2 separate regions of the Homo sapiens genome follow, and region 2 is linked to region 1. The links are chromatin loops, found by intact Hi-C in ENCODE. Cell type or tissue: GM12878. All regions are shown on one strand. Links, peaks and the distances in the headings refer to the core of each region. The heading gives the core; the rest is flanking DNA.

Region 1 (11,415 bases), core at 2,387-10,386:
CTTTCAACCCCAACCTTTGCCAGCATCATGGAAGAATTCATTATCTACAAAGATGACTCAGCCATCACCAAGTCTTCTCATACCTTGCCTTCTTCACCCTCAATGACCTTCTAGTCCACTCCATCAGAGCCAGCTACTTCCACAGCCACACTCTGGACCTTGTTATCATTATTTTACTAAACTGATGTGATCAGTATTATAGTGAATGAACTGAATTTTATACAGCAGAATGATAATACAAGTTTTTTTTTTTTCTCTAAATCACTCTATTAGTCCGTTCTTGCACTGCTATAAAGAAATACCAGGGACTGGGTAATTTATGAAGCAAAGAGGTTTGATTGGCTTATGGTTCTGCAGGCTGTACAGGCAGCATAGCAGCTTCTGCTTCTGGAGAGGCCTCAGGAAGCTTTCAATCATGGAGGAAGGCAAAGGGAGAGCAGACATCTCACATGGTAGGAACAGGAGCAAGAGTGGGGAGGTGCTATGCACTTTCAAACAACCAGATCTGGCAAGAACTCACTCACTATCTTAAGGATAGCATCAAGAGCAGTGGTGCTAAACCATTCATGAGAAACCACCACCATGATCCAATCACCTCCACCAGGCCCCACCACCAACATTGGGGATTGCAATTGAACATGAAATTGGGGCGGGGACACAGATCTAAACCACATCAATCACCCTTTTCCAACTCCTCTATAGGCTAGTTGCTTTTTTGTTTGTTTTCCTTGTCCCTAGTGCAGACTTACTTTCCTGGCTTCTTTCAGGTCATAAAAATTCTCCTGGTAACTCAGCCACAAGAATGGTCTCAGTTCAGTAATTAAAATGTTCAATAAAATTTGAATGACACTCATAAAATTTGAGCCTCCCCACCCCCATCTTGTTGCTGCAGCAGACTGGAAAACCTAGGGGGTGGGGAGAAGGGATGGAAATACAGACGGCTGCTTCTTCCGTCTCCTTGCTCTCTGTCCACCCACACCCACCTTCTTAAACCCCCAATTAACTACCTCTGTGCTTTCAGGGTTGGATCAGGAAAAGGGAGGAGAGGTCATCAAGGTCCCACTTGGTAGGCACAGACACAGTCACCTATGGCAGCCTCTCGGTATGGCAGAATCCTGTTGCTCACTCTTTACTTCACTGGGTATTTTTGTGAATTTCAGGGAGATACTCCCCTTGGAACATCCAACTATGCTCCCATTGTGAAGGCAATGTCTCTCCTCAGGCTGGCCCTCTACAATTCTCTCCTCAGCCCCTGGCTATCTGGTGGCCACTCCCTTCCCTGTGGTCACATACCCCCTCCAGCCAGTTTTGGAATATGAGGTTGCCCCAGGCAAGCTTCTCCACAGGCCCACATCTGGCTCAGGAGAAACAGTCACCCACCCTTGCCTCACTGCTTGTGGATGTGCAGTTTGCTCCCAGTGCCCCTGCCCACTTCTCCCCTTTCCTCCCCACCTTCTCTAACCTGGATGATTTGCACAGAGCTACTCGTACCAGTCCTTAATGCTCTTCAAACTCCAGAGGCACATTTAAACCTCGTCAGGTGGTTTCGATAAAGTATCCTTTTTATTTGAGCTAAGGAGACAGGAATGCCACTATCTTTGCCTGGGAGAGAAGGAAAGAAACACCCAAGGCACTCCAACAATTCTCCAAAGAAAACAGGTCCCCCCTATTTTCCCCCTCATCACTAGCCCTCTTCTACTACTAATTCCCTCCCAGGTTAGATTTCATGGTACATACTTTCAGTAACCTCCTTGCCAATACCATAAATTCTCTTGTCTATCTTTTCCTCACATCCATCTGGAAAAACCTCAATCCTGGATGAACTCAACAGCCCACACTCTCCATGCCTGCACCAAGGCAGCTGAGCCACTGGCAGCTGAAGTAAGAAACACAAAAGGGCAGGCTGAAAGAACTATAATTTTAAGGTCAGTCACTCTGGGCCCTCCACACTGCCAACAATGCTGTTATAGTTATTTGGCCAGCTGGCTCTCTTAGTCTCTGCAAGAGCCATCTCAAGTCTTCCACACTCTCTTCAACCTCTAATCCCCTATTGTGCTGTTCATGCTCAGAAAATGCCTCACCTTTTATTTCTTGGAGACTACAAAATTAAATAACTTCTTCCCCCTAGCAAAGTTACTATCCAACCTATACCTTCACCCATCCTATTCTCTTTCCCTCCTGTTAAAATAGAGAGGGTCTTAGTGCAAGACCAACTCCTCTGTTTCTTATTTGGATCCCATCCCCTCCCACCTTCTTAAGAAGCATACGCCACTATCTCTTCTCCTAGCTTCAACCTCTGTCTTCTGGATTCTTATTAGTATCTAAAGACAGTAAAGTCTCCCCATCTTAACACATCTGTACACTTAGAATTACTTCATATATGAAAGTTATTTAACCATCCATATTACCCTATGAAGTAGATATTCTTTTAGCCCTAATTTTTAAGAGAAACAAGTTCAGAGATATTCCATAACTTGTCTAAGATCACATGGCTGGTAATTAAAATGAGATTCAAACCCAGGCGGTTTGATTCCATAGCCTTTTCTAGTCTCTGGATTCCCTGTTTGTTTTTATTATCTATTCTTTTTTTTTTTTTTTTTTGAGACGGAGTCTCGCTCTGTCGCCCAGGCTGGAGTGCAGTGGCGCGATCTTGGCTCACTGCAAGCTCCGCCTCCCGGGTTCACGCCATTCTCCTGCCTCAGCCTCCTGAGTAGCTGGGACTACAGGCGCCCGCCACCACGCCCGGCTAATTTTTTTTTTTTTTTTTTTTTTTTTGCATTTTTAGTAGAGATGGGGTTTCACCATGTTAGCCAGGATGGTCTCAATTTCGTGACCTCGTGATCCACCCGCCTCGGCCTCCCAAAGTGCTGGGATTACAGGTGTGAGCCAGGGCGCCTGGCTTATCTATTCTTTCTTTAGATTTTCTATTGCGTTGTCTTATCTCCTTATGATCTGCTTCCTTCCCACCCTCCCACCCCTAACTTTTATTAAGATAAACTTGAAAGTGGCAGAAAAGCTGCAAGAATAATACAATGGGCTACCTATATAACCTTTTTCTAGATTCACACACATAACTATGCATATATGCATATACACATACATACACAAAGGCAGTTACCCAATGACATGATTCAAATTTCGGTGACTATGCCTACTAAATGTAATTACACAAAGTACAAACTTCACTGCAAGAACTTCAGTCTGCCAACCATTATGTAATTAACAAATGTGCATCATCATCAATGACAGTGACCAATCATTCACTGCTTTGAAAATCTGTCAGCAATTGATCACTGCACATCTGTTTTTCAGTTCATGCACAGACAGCAAGGCGTGAAATTGTGTTACTTCCTTGTCTCCCAGTGATAAACTCACAAAATATTTTACAAAAATAGATATTAAAGGCCGGGCACGGTGGCTCATGCCTGTACTCCCAGCACTTTGGGAGGCCGAGGCAGGTGGATCACGAGGTCAGGAGTTCAAGACCAGCCTGGCCAACATGGTGAAACCCTGTCTCTACTAAAATTACAAAAATAAAATTAGCTGGGCATGGTGGCTCCTGCCTGTAATCCCAGCTACTCAGGAAGCTGAGGCAGGAGAATTGCTTGAACCGGGACCTGGGAAGCAGAGGTAGCAGTGAGCAAGATTGCACCACTGCACTCCAGCCTGGGCTACAGAGCAAGACTCTGTCTCAAAAAAACAAAACAAAACAAAACAAAACAGATATTAGAAAGAGGAAATTGGCCAAGAAAAATGAAAGTGAAGGAAAAACATGAAAAGTAGTAACACTGGATGTGAAATTCAGATCAAACATAGAGTTACAGAAACGATAGTTGGCTATGGCAATATTGACACTGTGATCATTAGAAAGACTCTAGGTATGCAGTCAGGGGAACTTAGTAAAGGTGGAATTATTGACATTAATGAAGAAAGTGGCTGTGACAAAAAAGGATGAAGATGTCCCAGAGGAAGTGACATTGCCAAAAAACTTCACAAAAAAGTAGGTAGATTGATACAATTAGAAAATCTCTTTAGAAACATTTCACAACACTGAAAATGCAAAGGATAAAATAATGTAAGCTAATCTAAACTTAGAAAGGAATATGATGATTTGTGAAAGTGGAGAAAAGATGCTTCATCCATAAGATAAGTTATATAATCAGAAGAAGCAACACTGTTCAAATTATTCTTGGTAAGCTTTTTATTGTTGATGTTGTTTGTTTGATTGTTTGTTTGTTTTTGAGATGGGGTCTTGCTCTGTCACGCAGGCCGGAATGCAGTGGCATGATCATGGCTCACTGCAACCTCTGCCTCCTGGGTGCAAGCCATACTCCCACCTCAGTTTCCTGAGTAGCTGGGACTACAGGCACACACCACCATGCCTGGCTAATTTTTGTATTATTTTTGGAGACACAGTATTTCATCAGGTTGCCCAGGTTGGTCTCAAACTCCTGAGCTCAAGCAAACTGCCCATCTTGGCCTCCCAAAGTGCTGGGATTACAGGTGTGAGCCAGCATGCCTGGCCTTTGGTAAGTTTTAACAAAGAAATAAAACACTTTAATCCTCAATATTTCTAATGTTTTAAATTACAGTGCACTAAATACAAATTAGTTTTGTGTTTTTTTTTTTTTTTTTTTTACAATTTTCTGCATTTATGACTGACCGTAAGAGTGTTCTTAATGTTTTGGTAAACATTTTTAAAGGTGACAGAACAACTGTGATTTTCCCCATTGATTAAGATCACTTTGTAGTTTCAGCTTGCATGGTCATTTTTATAATCTTGTACTACCATATCTTTTTACAGTCCTGCAAAGTGAAGACTGCATGCATATGTATAGATATAGATATTACAGAGCCATTTGAAAGTCCTCTACATATAAAAGGATGTTTCATTTCCTACACATTTCAACATGTATCTCTTTTAAGAACAATGATATTCTCCTACATGATCACAATATCTCTCTTATCACACTCAAGAAATTTAACATTGATACCACAATATATCTAATATTCAGTACATCTGCAAATTTATTCAATTGCCTAAATAACATCCTTTATAGCATTTTAAAATATCCTGTATCTATATTAGGTTTAGGCATAGCTTTTACTTTCCTTTCATCTAGAATAGTTCCATTGCCTTTTTTTCCCCTCTCATGACATTGATAGTTTTTAAAGAGTTCTGTAGAATGTCTTACTATTTGGATTTGTCTAATGCTTAGGTTTAGATTAAATATTTTGGCAACAACACTACATAGATGATGGTTTGTCCTCCCTTATTCATTAATATCAGAAGGCTCGTAATGTTCATTAGTACCATCAGTATTCATTTTTAAGTTTGATCATTTGGTTAATGTGATATGTGTTGGATTTCTCTATTGTCAGATTATCTCTTTGTGTTATTAATGAGTAATGTATAAGGAGATACTTGGAAACTATGACTATTTTCCAACCTCTCACCTATTGGCATTAGTATACATTGATAATCCTTTCATTGTCAATGAAGAGCCATCCCTGGCTCTTCAGTTTACCTCGTATACCATTATTATTACTTTTGTGATTCAAAATGGTGATTTTCCAATTCTATCAATCTGTCCACATTTATTAGCTAGCATTCTTCTATAAAGAAAAGCTTTCCCTCTTTTTTTGTATCCCCTCCCTCTCCCTTTTTTTTTTGTTTTGTTTTTGAGAAAGAGTCAGGAGTGCAGTGGCTGCGATCTCAGCTCACTGCAACCTCTGCCCCCAGGGTTCAAGCGATTCTCCTGTCTCAGCCTCCCAAGTGGCTGGAATTACAGGTGCACACCACTATGCCTACCTGATTTTTGTGTTTTAATAGAGACAGGGTTTCACCATATTGGCCAGGCTGGTCTCAACTCCCAGCCTCAAGTGATCCACCCACCTTGGCTTCCCAAAGTGCTGGGATTACAGGCATGAGCCACCATGCCAGGCCCCCCAACTTTTTTTGAGTATTTTTATAGACTCATGGATTTTCTTTTTATTCACTATTTTTTAATGAATTACCATCATTATTCTTTTTATCATTCAAATTGCCCTATTTTGGCCTGTAGGAGGACCTTCAATTTGCTTTCTTTGTCCTTTGACTTGTCCCACCAGTTTGTGAATGCTTTCTTGGTTATTTTTTATGAATGCTAGATATTGCATTTGGATCATTGTAAAAATAGTTTTAGACCAAGAAGAATGTTATCTTTCTTCAAGGAATTTTTATAGGTGCTTCTGGTAAGAGATTAAGGCCAGTAGCAATCCTACATCACCTTAATTCAATCCAGTTGGAAGGCCTCAGAGAATATGAAGTGGGTGGTTCAACCCTCCAGGAGGGTTGGCCTATTTCTATGTTACCCTTACTCTCATGTAGTCCTTTGGGTCCCAACCCAAAACCTGACATCACTTCCCTTTACCTTCCTTGAACTTCAGTTTTATCTCCCTATCCTTGTTAGTCTGTTAAAATTTCTATTAAGCTTCTCAGACTCCTCTTCGGAAAAGTGGTTCTAAATGCTCTACTCACCTCTCCGAGTTTCTTTCTCCCAGATATTATCCCAGATGTTGTCATGTTAACTCTCAGAGTAATTTTCAAAATATTTTGTCCAACTTTTGTGGTTTTACTTGGTAAGAGTGTTAGCCGAATTGCCTAATTCATTACTGGAAGTGAAAGTTCCCCTCATTACAGCTTTACTTTTAAAAATTAAAATATAATCATGTCATTTTCCTAATTAAAGCACTTCAATGACATCCATTTTTCTTCAGAATTCTTACTTAGGAGGCCTGAAGGTCTACATTCCCAAGTAATCTCCAGCCACTCTCCTTCTCACTTTCTATTTTGCAGACACAGTGGCTCTCTTTGGCATGCCACAACTTCACAATTCTGGCTTTGCACTTAACATTCTGTCCCCTGACCACCATTAGCTGCTCCCACCCATATCCTTTTGACCTAGTTCATGCTTACTCCATCATCAGAGCCAACCAAATGTTTCTTCACCAGGAAAGACTTCTTCCAAAGCACTTATTAAAGTTTACGGTTGTAAGTTGATTTGAGTGGTTATTTGAGTTAATACGTCTTCTTCCATATGCAACACGAAGGCAGAGATCATGTCCGTTTTTTTCACTACTTGCGTGCCCAGCAACTACTTGTAGCAGACATTCAACAAAATAGAAGAATAAATAAAAATCATGTCAACCAACAAGTTCTTTTCTGGGTCACTTATCTGTGTAACCATACTATTTATTTTCACCAACTCCCTGTACCTAGGGTTCTGTCAATGCAGCTAACATTTCCTGCCTTTCAACTTGAGGTCTGATAAAAAGTTTTGGTTTCCATTTCTCTAATGCTGACATTTATTTCATTTCAATAGAGAGTTATTTTTAACCAAAGTAACATTGTTTTTTGGTGACTTTGCAAAACTTTCAAACCAAGAGGTTATCTTTGTTTCAATGTAAACACACTGATAATTGAAAAAAAGCCATTCAGAGCCTTGATGTCTAATTTAGCTAACTCTTCAGAAAGTGAAAAATAAAAACCAAAGAGTCTCAGGCAGGTGATGAAGTAAAAATAATGCATACACTAAATAATGCTGCAAGTGTTTTATTTGGCTTAGTATAGATTTCCCTGGTACCATAAATTTCCATCTGTTTTGCATTTGAAAATAAATGACAGCTGCTTCTTTAAAGTCTGTAGGCAAGAAGAATAATAGGAATGCTAATTGATACTATAAGTTTTTGTTTTAAGGCCAAATTTAGGCTTACATTACTAGAAGCTTGCATGAGCCTGTATCGATTTTTTATTTTCATATGCTTGGCCTGACTATTTTTTCTTTCTTTAGTCACATAACATACAAATATCAACTGTTTGATTTCTTTAGCCTCAAAGTCATTTCTTAGTCAGCTTCCCAGAATGGGGTCATGAGGTCACAATTGGGTAATGGGAACTTTAAATTCGCTCATGTTTATAGGGATTACAGCTTCCTTCTGCTAGAGAAATGTGATATGAGTGGACACACTACTGGGCAACACTTCACTCCCAGACTTTGTGAAAATAAATCTCCCTCCTCTGCAAATGCAGAATATGGCCCACTGCTCCTCTTTTAAAAAACACACTTTTAAGACCTCCTAATTAACCTACATGTAAAATGGATGAATGAACATGTTTGCTATGTAAGTTTGACAGTGGGGACTTTCTTAGGTATGGTAGCAAGTGGCTCCAGCGTCTCCCCTAAACTTTAGATTTAATTATGCAATATCCTACTAACTTTCTCACTTAAATATCTAATATGTGTCAATCTTAACAAGTCCAAAACTACATTATCGTTTCTCCCTGTTCCCCAAAACATGTTCTTCCTACAATCTTCACCATCTAAGTGAAGGACAGATCCATTCTTCTAGTTGCTCAAGCCAAAAACTGAGGACTTATTTCTGGCTCTTCAGTTTCCCTCATACACCAAATCCACTCAGCTTTACCCTCAGCATGTGTCCAGAATCTAACCACCTCTCTCCATTATCATGATCCAGGCCACCATCATCTCTTGCTTGGTCTATTAACTAATCTTCCTGTGTTCACTCTTTCCATCCTCTCCACACAACACCAGAGTGATCCTTTTAAAAAGTAAATTATATAGATTTCTGTCTCAGGGTAAAATCCAAAGTCCTTACTATGGGCCAAGCCTAAAAGATTTTATGAAATCTGGCCTCTGGTCATCCCTTTGACCTCATCAACAGTACTCTTGTTCATTCCACTCCCATCAGACTGGCTTCTGTGATTTCCCTCTAACATGCCAAGCTTGTCCCTACACATGCTATTCCATCTACCTGGAATGCTCTTTCCCTAATAGCTGTGTGACTTATGCCTTCGTTTTCCTCAGGCTACTGCTTAAATGTTTTCTTTTTGGGGAGGCCTTCTAGTAACAGCACATCATATTTTTTAAAAACACTTCATTTCCTTTTCCACAGCACTCTCTAACACCTTATGTAGAGTGACCACACATCTTGGTTTTTCCATGACAGTCCTGATTTCAGCTGTACTATATTGACATAATTGTGAATAATTATTCTCAAAGTGTCCTTTTTTGATAAAGTATGTGGTTGTCCTACCCTTACCATGTCTTATTTTATTTTTACAGCTTTCATCGCCACCTGATACCACCTGTCTTCCTCTTATTAGAATGTTAAGAGTTGACCATTTATTTTATTCTCTACTGTATTCCTAGCACTTAGAAGTACCTAGAACACAAATGCTCAAGAGTATGTGTTGAATGAATAAGTGAAGTCATTGATTACCTGATGTATGTCCAGTGCTCTACTGGGAACCAAAGAGGAGAAGACAAATACAACACAGTCCCTATTCAATGCATAAGGCCCATGAAATTTAAATATATATATTTATATATAATAAATATATATATTTATTTATATATAATAAATATATATATTTATTTATATAATAAATAACTATATTTATTAGTTATATAAATAAATATATTTATTATACAATATATATTATTTATATATATTTATTTAAAGTGGCTCAAGTGATTCTCATGTGCAGGCCAGTTTAAAAACCCAGGAGCTATCTGCCTAATGGAGGAGTCAGAGATGAAAGGCAGGTGAGCATCAGAATGATCTCTCTTTAGTGAATGGCTAGGATGTCCAGTCTGCCAAAATCACCATATTGAATTTGGACATCAACATGAAAACGTATGCTGTGTACAAGAGACTGCACAGTGAGGCTGCCAAGGGATATTAATGAATTCAGTTCCTAAATTCTATTACTGTGCTGGGGAAAACAAAAACAAAAACCAAAAAAAAAAAAACAAAAACCTTCTTTACTATAAAAACAGAGTGTTGGCTTTTCAGTGCCTGAATAGCAAAAGTGGGAACTCTTCATGGCCCAGAATGTCTTTGACAGTATAAGAAGTGGGGAGAAGAAAGCTTTCCCACAGAGAACTGTGTCTGGGGCTGGATTAAAATGAGCACTCAGTCACAATTTATTTGTTGTAGGAAAGGGATTTGTAACCAAACCCATGCACATAAACTCTAATTATTTCCTCAGGATAAATTCATACAAGTAGAAGTGCTGTTAACTCACATGATCTCTGCACACGATTATCAAGATCTTTTAGTTGGGAATTCACTTGTTTTTTTGAGTAGAGGTTTTAAATTTTTTTTCTATTGGATTTTAGATGTACCCCAAGTAAAAAACAGCTGAGTCTCTTAACATTCTAAAGAATAATACTTCTAGCTACTTTAAGAAATCTGCTGATGGTAATCCTCTTCTCTGACAATATAGTTAGGCTTAATTCATCATCTCTATGCAACTGTTCCTCAGGGACATGGTTCCAGGAACCCCCAAGATACCAAAATCCGTGGATGCTCAAGTCCCCCATAGAAAATGGCATAGTATTTGCATACTATGCACATCCTTCTATCTACTTCAAGTAATCTCTAGGTTACCTATACTACTTAATAAAATGCTATGTAAATAGTTATTATATTGTACTTTTATTTGCATTAATTTTTTATTGTTTTCTTTCCTAAATATTTTTGATCTATGGTTGGACGAATCTGTGGATGTGGAGTGTGCAGATGCTGAGGGCTGACTGTATTTGGCCTTGCATGTAAATCTCTATTATGGCACTTACCATGCTAGTGTGTTTGTTTTCCTACTTGGCCACACCCGTAAGCCACCTCCTCCCCACCCCCAAGTGTTTTAAAAGACTATGAGCTCTTAAAGCAGTAGTGCCTAGAGAATTTCTGCAAAGTGCAGATTCTCCTGACCTGTTCTCTGAGATTCAGGAGGACTACGGTGGGACTGGGGCATCTGCAGCAGGCTTTCCCAAGTGATTCTGGGTGGTCAGTACACAGACTTCCCTACAAGAAACTAACAAGTGGAGACTGTCTTAGTCACCATTGCATAACTACCGCTAGATAAATGTGTGTTGAATCAATTGATTGAATGATCAGGAAAACATCTGGGGATTTCTCTGAGGAAATCATCACATACAGACCTAAAGCCAGTTAGATCAGACAGTACTTTCAGTATGTGCTGTAAGAATTACTCAACAGGTCCAAAACTGAAGGGGATTCAAGAGAATACTTGACTGTTAGGGATCTTGAGAAAACAAAACAGTCAAGCAGATGATTAGGCAATTTACAAATGCAAATCTTAGATAATCAGAATAGTTTGTGATCTTGCTTAAGCATTTTAGAACTTGTCCTATTCACACTTTTATCTGTTTCATTTTCTACTAGGCCTTTTAACCCTCACCTTTCCTAAACAGAAGCACTCTGGTGCCTTGTCAGAGGCAGAGAAAAAAGTGAGTTTCAAGAGGGAGGAAACTATAACTGAGAGATATTTTTAAAACTTGGAAATGGTCTGCAAGCTGCATGTTCCATCACCTTATGAAAATATGA
Region 2 (11,415 bases), core at 2,045-10,044, 77 kb before region 1:
TTAGTCTTTTCACCTGGTCAACTATTCTTCATTTTCTCAAATCTTCCTTTAGCGCATTCAGTAGATTTTCTGTAGTTTTGAACCAAGCTTGGGTATTACCTGGACTGTGAACAACCTAACCGGGAGAAACATCCAACATCCTGCAGAAACCCCATGACCAGCCACTGCGTGCCACTTCGCCACTTTGACAGTAGCACCAGAATTTAAGAACTCCTTCAAACTACAGAAAATCAACTGAATGAACGAAAAGAAGTCCTCACAATGCTGAGTCAGATTATTATAGTTATAGTAATTCTTTCCAACACTTGTAATTTGTAGCTCTTAGAACAGCATGCTGGAGTTTCCATGTGGCTGCCCCATGATTTTGTCCATGACAACTTCCTTATTTTTTTTTTAGCAATAAATATAGTACAAATTTGCACACCTTTTTTCATGTTCAGTTACCCTATCATTAGTACACTATGCAGCAGAGACTGTATTTTTACAGCTATTTCTGTTCCCACCATTCTTCAACTCCAGCCGAACAGGATTATTTGTTAATCCTTAAACATGCTGTGTACTTTCTCCCCTCCATTCCTTTTTCTATGCCATTCGCTGAAGCTCACAAACACTATGCCACATCCTCTCTCCTCATCTTCTGTCCAAATCCAAACCAACAATGTTTGACATACAGGAAATAACCTAATAGTTAGATAAAGATATTTAAATTCAATAGAATATTATACAATAACCAAAAATGAACAAGAGGGAAAAGAGGAGGAGAAATGTTTACTAAAATATGCATAAACAAATTCTATGAGTAACTTGATTATAAATAGGTATGTTGGTCAGGCTTTGATCAGCATGACATAAGGGCTACAGGAACTAGGGTAGCCATGTCAGGGCCTAGATTCTGAGACTTGTCCTTGCTAAAACTAACTCTCTGTCTCTCATATCTCCTCTTCCATTTCTCATTGTTACTTTTTTCTACTTTACATAAGTCTCTTCCATCACAGACAGACTTTCTCCTTAGAGATTAAGGGAGGATTATGGCAGATAATGGCTACCAGAATTCACAAATCTGTGAGCCAGTCCTAAATTTTAAAAATCCCCCAGGGAGACTCTGACAGGTCAGAATTGACACACAGCCCCACCTTAGACCAATCACCATACTCATAGGAATGGCTACCAGGAGTGGTCAGACCTAGAACAAGAGCCCTTTCCTGTCATCAGAGATGAGGGTACCATGATTGACAGGCTCATCAGAATCACCTGTTGGAGTGGAGAAGCAGTAGTTTCCCAAAGGAAATGTGTGTGTATTGGAGTGGAAAGAGGGGAGCAGAAGATTAGAGCAGAAGCAGCCAAGGTGCTGAGCAGACAAGAAAAACAACAGTTGCATTCTACAAATTGGCATGCATGGCCATCTGTGAATTACCCCTGCCACTGCTACAGCCTCCTTTTTCATCACTCTGTACCTCTCATCCTGTGTTAGGGATATTCTGAACTAATTAGAGTTCTGTAACTTCTGGGCTCCACCTTTGCACATGTTGTTCCTTCTTTCTCTAAGCCTTCCTAGTCTTTCTGCCTCTACCTCGCTAATTCCAACTCATACTTCAGCTCATATTGCAGCTATCACCTGCTCTAAGAAGCCTATGAGGATTCTATACTTGCCCCCACTCAGAGTTTTAGAATCCCACACGTGCTTATAGTGCTTGAAGCTTACCTCTAGCACAGCTCATACCATGTCATATTGTGATACACTCCAGCTAGTTTAAGCAGAACAGGACTATTACAAGATCCAAGTTAGCTTACAGAATTTCTGGGAAGCTGGGGAGCCAAGCTTGGGTATTACTCGGACTGTGAGCAGTCAGGAGAAACATCCACAATGATGCAGAAACCCCATGGCCAGCCACTGCCTGCCACTTAGCCACTTCAATACTCCACCAGAATTTGAGAACTCCTGCAATCACTGTCCCTAGAGAACTGAGCACCTCTACTGCCCTTCCGGCCACCAGAAGAACCTGTGGCCACCAGCTCATAGTAGTTGCTTTCATCTTCCAAATCTCTGCTTGGCAGAAGCTCGGTCATGTGAAGAATCTAGATGCAAGGGAAACTGAGAAATGTAGTCTTTTTCATGACAAACAGAAGGTTGAGTCATTTTGAATGAGCCAATTTCCCAGTCTTCCACCAAACCTCCACAACAACAAATTTGTTGTTAAGGGCAAACCAATTTATGGTTGTCCTACTGTCTTGGTAAGTAGTTTCATTGTCTGTATAAGATCTTGTTTCCTAGAAATACTTTTAATTTAATATCCATTTTTATCTAGTACTAGTATTGCTAGGCCAGCTTTTTGTTGTTGTTGTTGTTGTCACTAATTTTCTGGTATGTCTTTTTTCATGCCTTTATTTGTAATTTTTCTGTGTTATTTTGTTTGAGGTACATAACTTATAAACAGATATATACCTGCATTTTTGAAAAGCCTATCTAAAAGTCTTATCCTTTAGTAGGTGAGTTTAAATCTGACAATTTATCTCTGACATTTTATATTCCCCATTTATGAAGTTATTTTTTCCTCCTTTTTTGCCTTCTTTTGGATTATCCTAATTCCTTTTCTTTTTCTTCAACAGGTTTGGAAATTACACATTCTAGTTCTAATCATTTAGTGGTTTTAACAGACTTAGGTTTATATATTTTAATAAAGTCAATAGTTAATCCATATATCTAGCTTCTTCCTGCACAAGACAGAGCAATGTGACTTCCCTCCTGACTCATCATTTTCCCCAAATGCTCATGTAATTATTATCTAGATTTTGGTTTAAAATGTTTTTCTCTGTGTTTGAAAAGAATCACACAGAAGACACCCTTCTGTGTGACCATGCCATCATCTTGATCTGGATATTACAATAGCCTCTTTATCTCTTCCTTTCTCTGAATTCTTCCTGGCTTTATAGCCTTTCACCCCCATTCTTGAGTCCCCATTCTGCATATCATTTCTTCCACAACTTACAAAGACCCCTAGTTCCCTCACTCCTTGCCTTGCCACTGCACCACCCTGCAAACCTTCAGTTTGGGAGAGGTGCCCATATGTATCAAGAACAAGAAAGCACTGAAGATTCTCAAGCCTTCTAACCTACTCCTGCCTTCTCTGTTTTAGCACGTGATCCTGCTTCCTACTTTGGAGGAAATAGAAACCATCAAGTAAGAACTCAACATTTTCCACTTCCTCCACCATAAATTTATCTATATCCCCACCCATATTTCCCCCTCAGTCTCACATGAAGGAATGACCTTCCTCCACTCCTAGGCTAGCTTTAGGACACAGTCCGAAATTACTACTCCTGTCTGCTGTATTTTCAATTCTTCTTTATTGTACCCCAGACAATACTAGCTAAATCGATACCTTGCTTGTAGTGAACATTTGATAAACATTTATTACATTAAATAAATATAAATAAATGAATAAGTTTGTCAGGTAAGATATTTACAAAATGGTCATAATAGCTACATTTTCATCTGAGATATTGTTAAGAATATGGAGATATTGTAAACACTCAGCAGTGTTACTTTTTGCAAATATTTGAAGATCATATCAATTTATGGAACAAATATCTGAGTCTTACAAGTGTCTTATTCTGCGTGCTGGGAAAAGAGAGTGAATAAGACAGACAAAGACTCCACTCTCATGAGGCTGACATTCTAGAGCAAGAAAGCAGGAAATAAATAAGTAATCAAATAAGATCATTTCAAATGATGGAAGGGGTTATGAAGAAATTAAAAGAGGGTAATGGTTAGGGAGTGGCATGTGTAAGAGAAAATTAGAAGGCCAGGCCTGTGCAGCAAAAGCATAAAGAACAAGGAGGAATAAAGTGTGAGATGAGAAAAGGAAGGCAGTCGCCAGACCATGATATGATTTATAGAGTCAATTGTAAGTGCATTGGGATGCCACTGACTTTTTATAACTGAAGAAAAACATTCATAATTATAGTGTGCACAAAAATTGTACAACTTGACCACACAATCACATACACACACACACACACACAGCTCATGAAACAACTATCCAGCCCAGTTCAAGATATAGAACAGTTCCAAACCTCAGAAGATTCCCTCATGCCACTTCTCAATCTAACCACCCCGTCCCCAGTCCCTAGCAAAGGTAAAGTCCAGTAACCAATAATTGGCCTTCTGTCAAGGCAGATTAGTCTTGCCTATTCTTGAACATAAATAAATAGAATCATACAGTACAGACTTTTGTACGTGTTCACTTGCTTAATCCGGGAGATTCATCCATGTTATGGGATGTGCCAGTAGTTCATTCTTTTCTATTACTTGTTCTATTTTGTTGTATGAATATACAATCATTTATCTATTGTACTGTTAGTAGACATTTAGGTTGTTGCCAATGTTTGTTTATTATAAATAAAGCTAGTTAAATAGTGTTGAAACTTTTGATGGACATAGGCACTCATTTATTCTGGTATATACCCAGGCGTAGAATTGCATATATTTAGCTTTATTAGATATAGCCAAACAATTTTCCAAATGTATCATATATTCCTTTTTACTAGCAGTGCATGAAAGTTCTAGCTTCTTTACATCCTCAACAGTATTTGGTATTGTCAGTCTTTTTAATTCTTAAAATTTTAGCTGTTTTGGTGCGTGCATAGTACAGGTTGAGCATCCCTAATCCAAACATTTAAAATCCAAAATGCTCCAAAATCCAAAACTTTTTGAGCACTGACACAACACCACAAGTGGAAAACACTGCAGAAAAATCACCTATAGATGACATGGTAAAAATCTATGATGGGCTTATTGAAGGACTAGAGTAGTGTGCATTCCTAACAGAGTAAGAATTCATGGCAATGTATAAAATCAGACTTCTAACACAAAAACCATAGTTAATGAGGCAGATGACTCTGGGGGAAATATTTTTAAAAGCCATCCAGCAGAAAGCCTCCTCATCCATAGAGGACCCACTTGCTGGTCCCTCAAGTGCTTCTGATGTTTCTTTTCACCTTTTAAAAAAGTGTATGTAGTAACCTTTTAAACAGAACACAGCATCATCGGTAGAGACTGAAAGCCTGCCATTGTTTGTTGTTGCTGTTGTTTAACAGCTAATACAGGTATTCTGTTGATGCTGCTGTTCTGCTTAGTTTCTGTAAACCACATTATTTTTTCACTGTATTAATATTATGTCATATTTTTTACAGTTAAGTGATTATGTGTAAATAAGTGTTAGAAAATGATTACTTATTGTTAGCATATAAATTCAGAGTCAGGAATGTTGGTGATGCCATGCAACCACAGACTGTCCACATGGGTGGCCAAGATAGTGACACCTTTGCTTTTTGATGTACACCTTGGCTTTCAATGTACACAAATTTTGTTTCATACATAAAATTGTTTAAAATATTATAAAAATTTATCATCAGGCTATGTGTATAAGTTATATGCAAAAAATTGTTAAAAATACATAAACGAATATTGTGTTTAGGCTTGGCCTCATCACAAAATACCTTATTATGTATATAAAAAGATTCCAAAATAAAAAAAAGTCTAAAATTCAAAATACTTCTGGTCCCAAGCATTTTGGATAAGGGCTACTCAATCTGTAATATCTCATTGTAGCTTTAAATTTACTTTCCTTGATGATAATAATGTTGAACACCTTTTAAATATTCTAATCATATATTTGAATTTAGACCACTGATAGTTTAGGCAGAAGTTTGATCTTATTCATATTTCTAGAGATACCTCTTGTTGCTCCATGGAGAATTGGCTGTAGGGAAATACAGTGGAAGTAGAGGTAACATTTAAAAAACTATTGCAGTAGTCCTTTCAGTAGATGTAAGTGGCTTGGATAAATAGTGGCAAAGGGGTTAGAGAGAAGTGAAAAGATGCAAGATATATTTTGGAGGAAGCCTAGCAAATGTACCTACCCACTGGCCATGGGGGAGAAAAGGAGGAATCAAAGGTGGCCTAAACAGCAGAATGAATGCTGGTACGTTTCCCATGATGTGGAAACCCCAGAGCGGGTCCATTGAATGTTAGGAGGAAAATTATAGGAGATGAAAGAAGAGACTGAATCATACCGCAGCAAACTATGCCAACCCCAAAGTAAAATTTAAAAAATTCCAGTCACAAACTGTGCTCAAAGAGACATTCTGGGCAGAGAACTGCAATGGACTTTGACTTGCTTCCTGTCTTGCAAATGAACTCTGTAGCACTGTGCAGTATGAGTTTGCCAGCAAAACTTATATGACTTATTTTATCACTAATGTCGGGTTTTTTGTTCTTTCCTTCCAAGAATAAATATGTCTCTACATAATGAAATGAAAAATCAAGAAATTTAAAATTAGATTAGTTTGGAAATTACTGGCATTTTTCTTCTTGTGTAAGGTCACTCTGCCCTTGCAGGCCAGTGCTGGGGAAGTGACACATTTCTTTCTCCATCCCACACTTCTGCTTATTTTCATGCCATAAAAAGCAGATCTTCAACATTTCAAACGCTTAGTGCATGTGCAAATATTTTTCTCCTCATTTAAGACTTTAAGTTATGTTATGTAAAAAGCAGCATGCCAGACCACTAGTTTACTAGGCCATTTTCATACAAAAAACAAAATTCTGTCTTTGCAGAAATAGTAAGCTGACTCTTCAAGTTGGCTGGTATTAGCCTGCCTGCTGCTTTTAGGTAGTGATTTTCAGTTCTCAAATCAGAGATAACTCTGCATAAAGAAGGACCTCATAGTTGTTAACAGCTTACTATAGATAGTCCCTGTGCTAAACATCAATCCTGTGAGGTATGCACTATTATTATCTCCATTGAACATATGAGAAAACTGAGTTCAGTAGCCTGTCCAGGATCACTTGGCTGATAAATAGCAGGGATGAGATCAGAACCCAGGTTTATCTGAATCTAAAACTGAAGCTTTTGATGGTTCCCAAGCGAGGACAGTGTAGGCTGGAAATTAAGTGAGTGTGTGCCAAAGCCAGCCCCCATGGATTTGCATCACAGCCCTACCATCTACTGGCCATGTGGCCCTAGGCAGTCTTTTCTGGGGACCATCATGGTACCTATATCATTGGATATTGTAAGAATTAATAAGTTAACATATATAAAACACTTAGAGCTGTGCCTAGGTTATGCTATGAAAGTGTTAGCTATCACTTAAAAAATAGCTTTATTGAGATATAATTCACATACCATTCAATTCAAACATTTATGGTCTACAATTCAATGGGTTTTAGTATATTGAAAGAATTGTACAATCAGGCCGGGCACGGTGGCTCACGCCTGTAATCCCAGCACTTTGGGAGGCCGAGGCGGGCGGATCACAAGGTCAAGAGATCGAGACCATCCTGGCCAACATGGTGAAACCCCATCTCTACTAAAAACACACACAAAAAATTAGCTGGGCGTGGTGGCACATGCCTGTAATCTCAGCTACTCAGGAGGCTGAGGCAGGAGAATTGCTTGAACCCGGGAGGCAGAGGTTGCAGTGAGCCGAGATCATGCCACTGCACTCCAGCCTGGTGACAGAGCGAGACTCCGTCTCAAAAAAGAAAAAAAAAAAAAAGGAAGAAAAAAAGAAAGAATTGTACAATCTTCACCACAATCAACTTTAGAACATTTTATCACCCCAAACAGAAACCCAGCACCCATTAATAATCACTCCCTCTCCCATCCCACCTCCAGCCATAGGCAACCACTAATCTACTTTGTGTCTCTATAGATTTATAAATCTATAAGAATCTATAGAATATAGATTGCTTATTCTGGATATTTCATATAAATGAAATCACGTATGGGTCCTTTTGTTTCTGGCTTCTTTCACTAACATAGCATTTCAAAGTTAATTCATACTGTAGCACATATCAATACTTCATTTCTTTTTATTGCCCACTAATATTGCATTGTGTAGGTATACCTCATTTTATTTATCAATTCATGGACATTTGATTGTTTCCACTTTTGGCTATTGTGAATAACGATGCTATGAACACTTGTATACAAATTTTTATGTGGACCTATGTTTTTATTTTTCTTGGGTATATATCTGTGAGTGGAACTATAGCTATTGCTTGTCACTGCTTCTGGCTTTGTATATGTGAATATGCAGAGGTAATTCTCTCATATAAACACAAGCCTTGGAGTTTTTACTCTAAATGACCTAATGTGGTAAGTATCCTTCCTGTTTCTTATCACAAATGAAGAAACTGAGACTGGGAGATGTGCCTTACTGGTTCTTGGTCTGCAGCTTTGCCCAGGCTATATCCCCTTTTGAGCATACCCCCCTGACTCTTCCCCTTGTCAATCCTTTAGGTTTGAGCTAAGGCCTTACTTCTTGCTGGAAGCCTTGCTTAGACCCCCTGGCTGGGGCAGGTACCCTGCTCTGTGCCTCCACGATGTCCTAAGGGTTGCTTTACCATCAGCTTTGTCACATTTTCCTGTACTACCACAACCAACCAGATGGTAAGATGCTAGGGAAGGGGCACTGTCTTCCTCAACTCTGTCTTCCATGCTAAGTACAAGGGCTGACATGCAGTGGTTGTTCAGTGGATGTTGATAGAAGTTAAGAAGGGAGGAAGGAATCTGGCCCAGATACATGCTTAAAAGTGATATCTCTGGTCTATCAGACTGATAAAATATTTTCTGTCACATCATATGGCCCTAGTTTGAATTGATAAAAAAGAAAAGCCAAGGAATGATTATTCAGATTGGAAAAAGAGTCTTTCCTTTTTTTTTTTTTAAATTTATTTACTTATTTATTATTATATTTTAAGTTCTAGGGTACATGTGCACAACGTGCAGGTTTGTTACATATGTACACATGTGCTGTGTTGGCTTGCTGCACCCATTAACTTGTCATTTACATTAGGTTTTTCTCCTAATACTATCCCTCCCCAACCCCCCAACCCACAACAGACCCCAGTGTGTGTGATGTTCCCTGCCCTTTGTCCAAGTGTTCTCATTGTTCGATTCCCAACTATAAGTGAGAACATGCGGTGTTTGGTCTTCTGTCCTTGCGATAGTTTGCTCAGAATGATGGTTTCCAGCTTCATCCATGTCCCTACAAAAGACATGAACTCATCCTTTTTTATGGCTGCATAGTATTCCATGGTGTATTTGTGCCACATTGCCTTAATCCAGTCTATCATTGTTGGACATTTGGGTTGGTTCCATGTCTTTGCCATTGTGAATAGTGCTGCAATAAACATATGTGTGCACGTGTCTTTACAGTAGCATGATTTGTAATTCTTTGGGTATATACCCAGTAATGGGATCGCTGGGTCAAATGATATTTCTAGTTCTAGATCCCTGAGGAATTGCAACACTGTCTTCCACAATAGTTGAACTAGTTTACAGTCCCACCAACAGTGTAAAAGTGTTCCTATTTCTTCACATCCTCTCCAGCACCTGTTGTTTCCTGACTTTAATGATTGCCATTCTAACTGGCGTGAGATGGTATCTCATTGTGGTTTTGATTTGCATTTCTCTGATGACCAGTGATTATGAGCATTTTTTCATGTGTCTGTTGGCTGCACAGATGTCTTCTTTTGAAAAGTGTCTGTTCATATACTTTGCCCACTTTTTGATGGGGTTGTTTGATTTTTTCTTGTAAATTTGTTTGAGTTCTTTGTAGATTCTGGATATTAGCCCTTTGTCAGATGGGCAGATTGCAAAAATTTCTCTCATTCTGATGGCAGTTTCTTTTGCTGTGCAGAAACTCTTTTGTTTAATTAGATCCCATTTGTCAATTTTGGCTTTTGTTGCCATTGCTTTTGGTGTTTTAGGCAGGAATCCTTGCGCATGCCTATGTCCTGAATGGTATTGCCTAGGTTTTCTTCTAGGGTTTTTATGGTTTTAGGTTTAACATTTAAGTCTTTAATCCATCTTGAATTAATTTTTGTATAAGGTGTAAGGAAGGGATCCAGTTTCAGCTTTCTACATATGGCTAGCCAGTTTTCCCAGCATCATTTATTAAATAGGGAATCCTTTCCCCATTTCTGGTTTTTGTCAGGTTTGTCAAAGATCAGATGGTTGTAGATGTGTGGTGTTATTTCTGAGGCCTCTGTTCTGTTCCATTGGTCTATATCTCTGTTTTAGTACCAGTACCATGCTGTTTTGGTTACTGTAGCCTTGTAGTATAGTTTGAAGTCAGGTAGCGTGATGCCTCCAGCTTTGTTCCTTTTGCTTAGGATTGTCTTGGCAATGCAGGCTCTTTTTTGGTTCCATATGAACTTTAAAGTAGTTTTTTCCAATTCTGTGAAGAAAGTCATTGGTAGCTTGATGGGGATGGCATTGAATCTATAAATTACCTTGGGCAGTATGGCTATTTTCACCATATTGATTCTTCCTATCCATGAGCATGGAATGTTCTTCCATTTGTTTGTATCCTCTTTTATTTCGTTGAGCAGTGGTTTGTAGTTCTCCTTGAAGAAGTCCTTCACATCCCTTGTAAGTTGGATTCCTAGGTATTTTATTCTCCTTGTAGCAATTGTGAATGGGAGTTCACTCATGATTTGGCTCTCTGTTTGTCTGTTATTGGTGTATAGGAATGCTTGTGATTTTTGCACATTGATTTTGTACCCTGAGACTTTGCTGAAGTTGCTTATCAGCTTAAGGAGATTTTGGGCTGAGACAATGGGGTTTTCTAAATATACAATCATGTCATCTGCAAACAGGGACAATTTGACTTCCTCATTTCCTAATTGAATACCCTTTATTTCTTTCTCTTGTCTGATTGCCCTGGCCAGAACTTCCAACACTATGTTGAATAGGAGTGGTGAGAGAGGGCATCCCTGTCTTGTGCCAGTTTTCAAAGGGAATGCTTCCAGTTTTTGCCCATTCAGTATGATACTGGCTGTGTGTTTGTCATAAATAGCTCTTATTATTTTGAGATATGATCCATCAATACCTAGTTTATTGAGTTTTTAGCATGAAGCACTGTTGAATTTTGTCGAAGGCCTTTTCTGCATCTATTGAGATAATCATGAGATTTTTGTCTTTGGTTCTGTTTGTGTGATGGATTATGTTTATTGATTTGCATATGTTGAACCAGCCTTGCATCCCAGGGATGAAGCCAACTTGATCTTGGTGGATAAACTTTTTGATGTGCTGCTGGATTCTGTTTGCCAGTATTTTATTGAGAGTCTTTGCTTTATTAAACCACTTAGAACAATCTTCTTGTAAATAGTGAGCCCCTGGGAAAGTGTTGCTTGAAAGACAGGGTGTGTGTCACAGTGATACCCAGGATGCTTTTAGGGGTATACGGAGGACATTTTTAACTTCACAGTCTATTATTTATTTCATATGAATATAGAATATAGCTATATTATATGAATATAGCTAGGATATAAGACCCACAATATCATTTTTAGGAGCAGGCTAACGTCTTTTTTTTTTTTTTAAATTAAGACTATCCTCTTTT

The links. Hi-C counts contacts between places; a loop is a spot of excess contacts. Peaks named below come from ENCODE experiments on the same cell type or tissue, not always from the same donor. Only the 100,000 strongest peaks of a DNase experiment are listed, where the experiment ranks them.
Region 2: it touches region 1 in a loop (3-fold over the local background); 6 of 110 quality-filtered maps call a loop at or near these places.

The regions. Positions count from the first base shown.
Region 1 is chr3:156,657,578-156,668,992 of GRCh38, forward strand. No RefSeq gene overlaps it. Among named protein-coding and RNA genes, the nearest start is that of TIPARP, 11 kb to the right of the region's middle. RefSeq lists an enhancer at 3,899-3,948. In GM12878, for the core only: no CTCF peak of the experiment used is centred there; a DNase peak (open chromatin) is centred at 7,359; H3K4me3 peaks cover 418 bases; H3K27ac peaks cover 2,769 bases.
Region 2 is chr3:156,580,922-156,592,336 of GRCh38, forward strand. No RefSeq gene overlaps it. Among named protein-coding and RNA genes, the nearest start is that of SSR3, 32 kb to the left of the region's middle. In GM12878, for the core only: no CTCF peak of the experiment used is centred there; DNase peaks (open chromatin) are centred at 2,050, 6,467 and 6,590.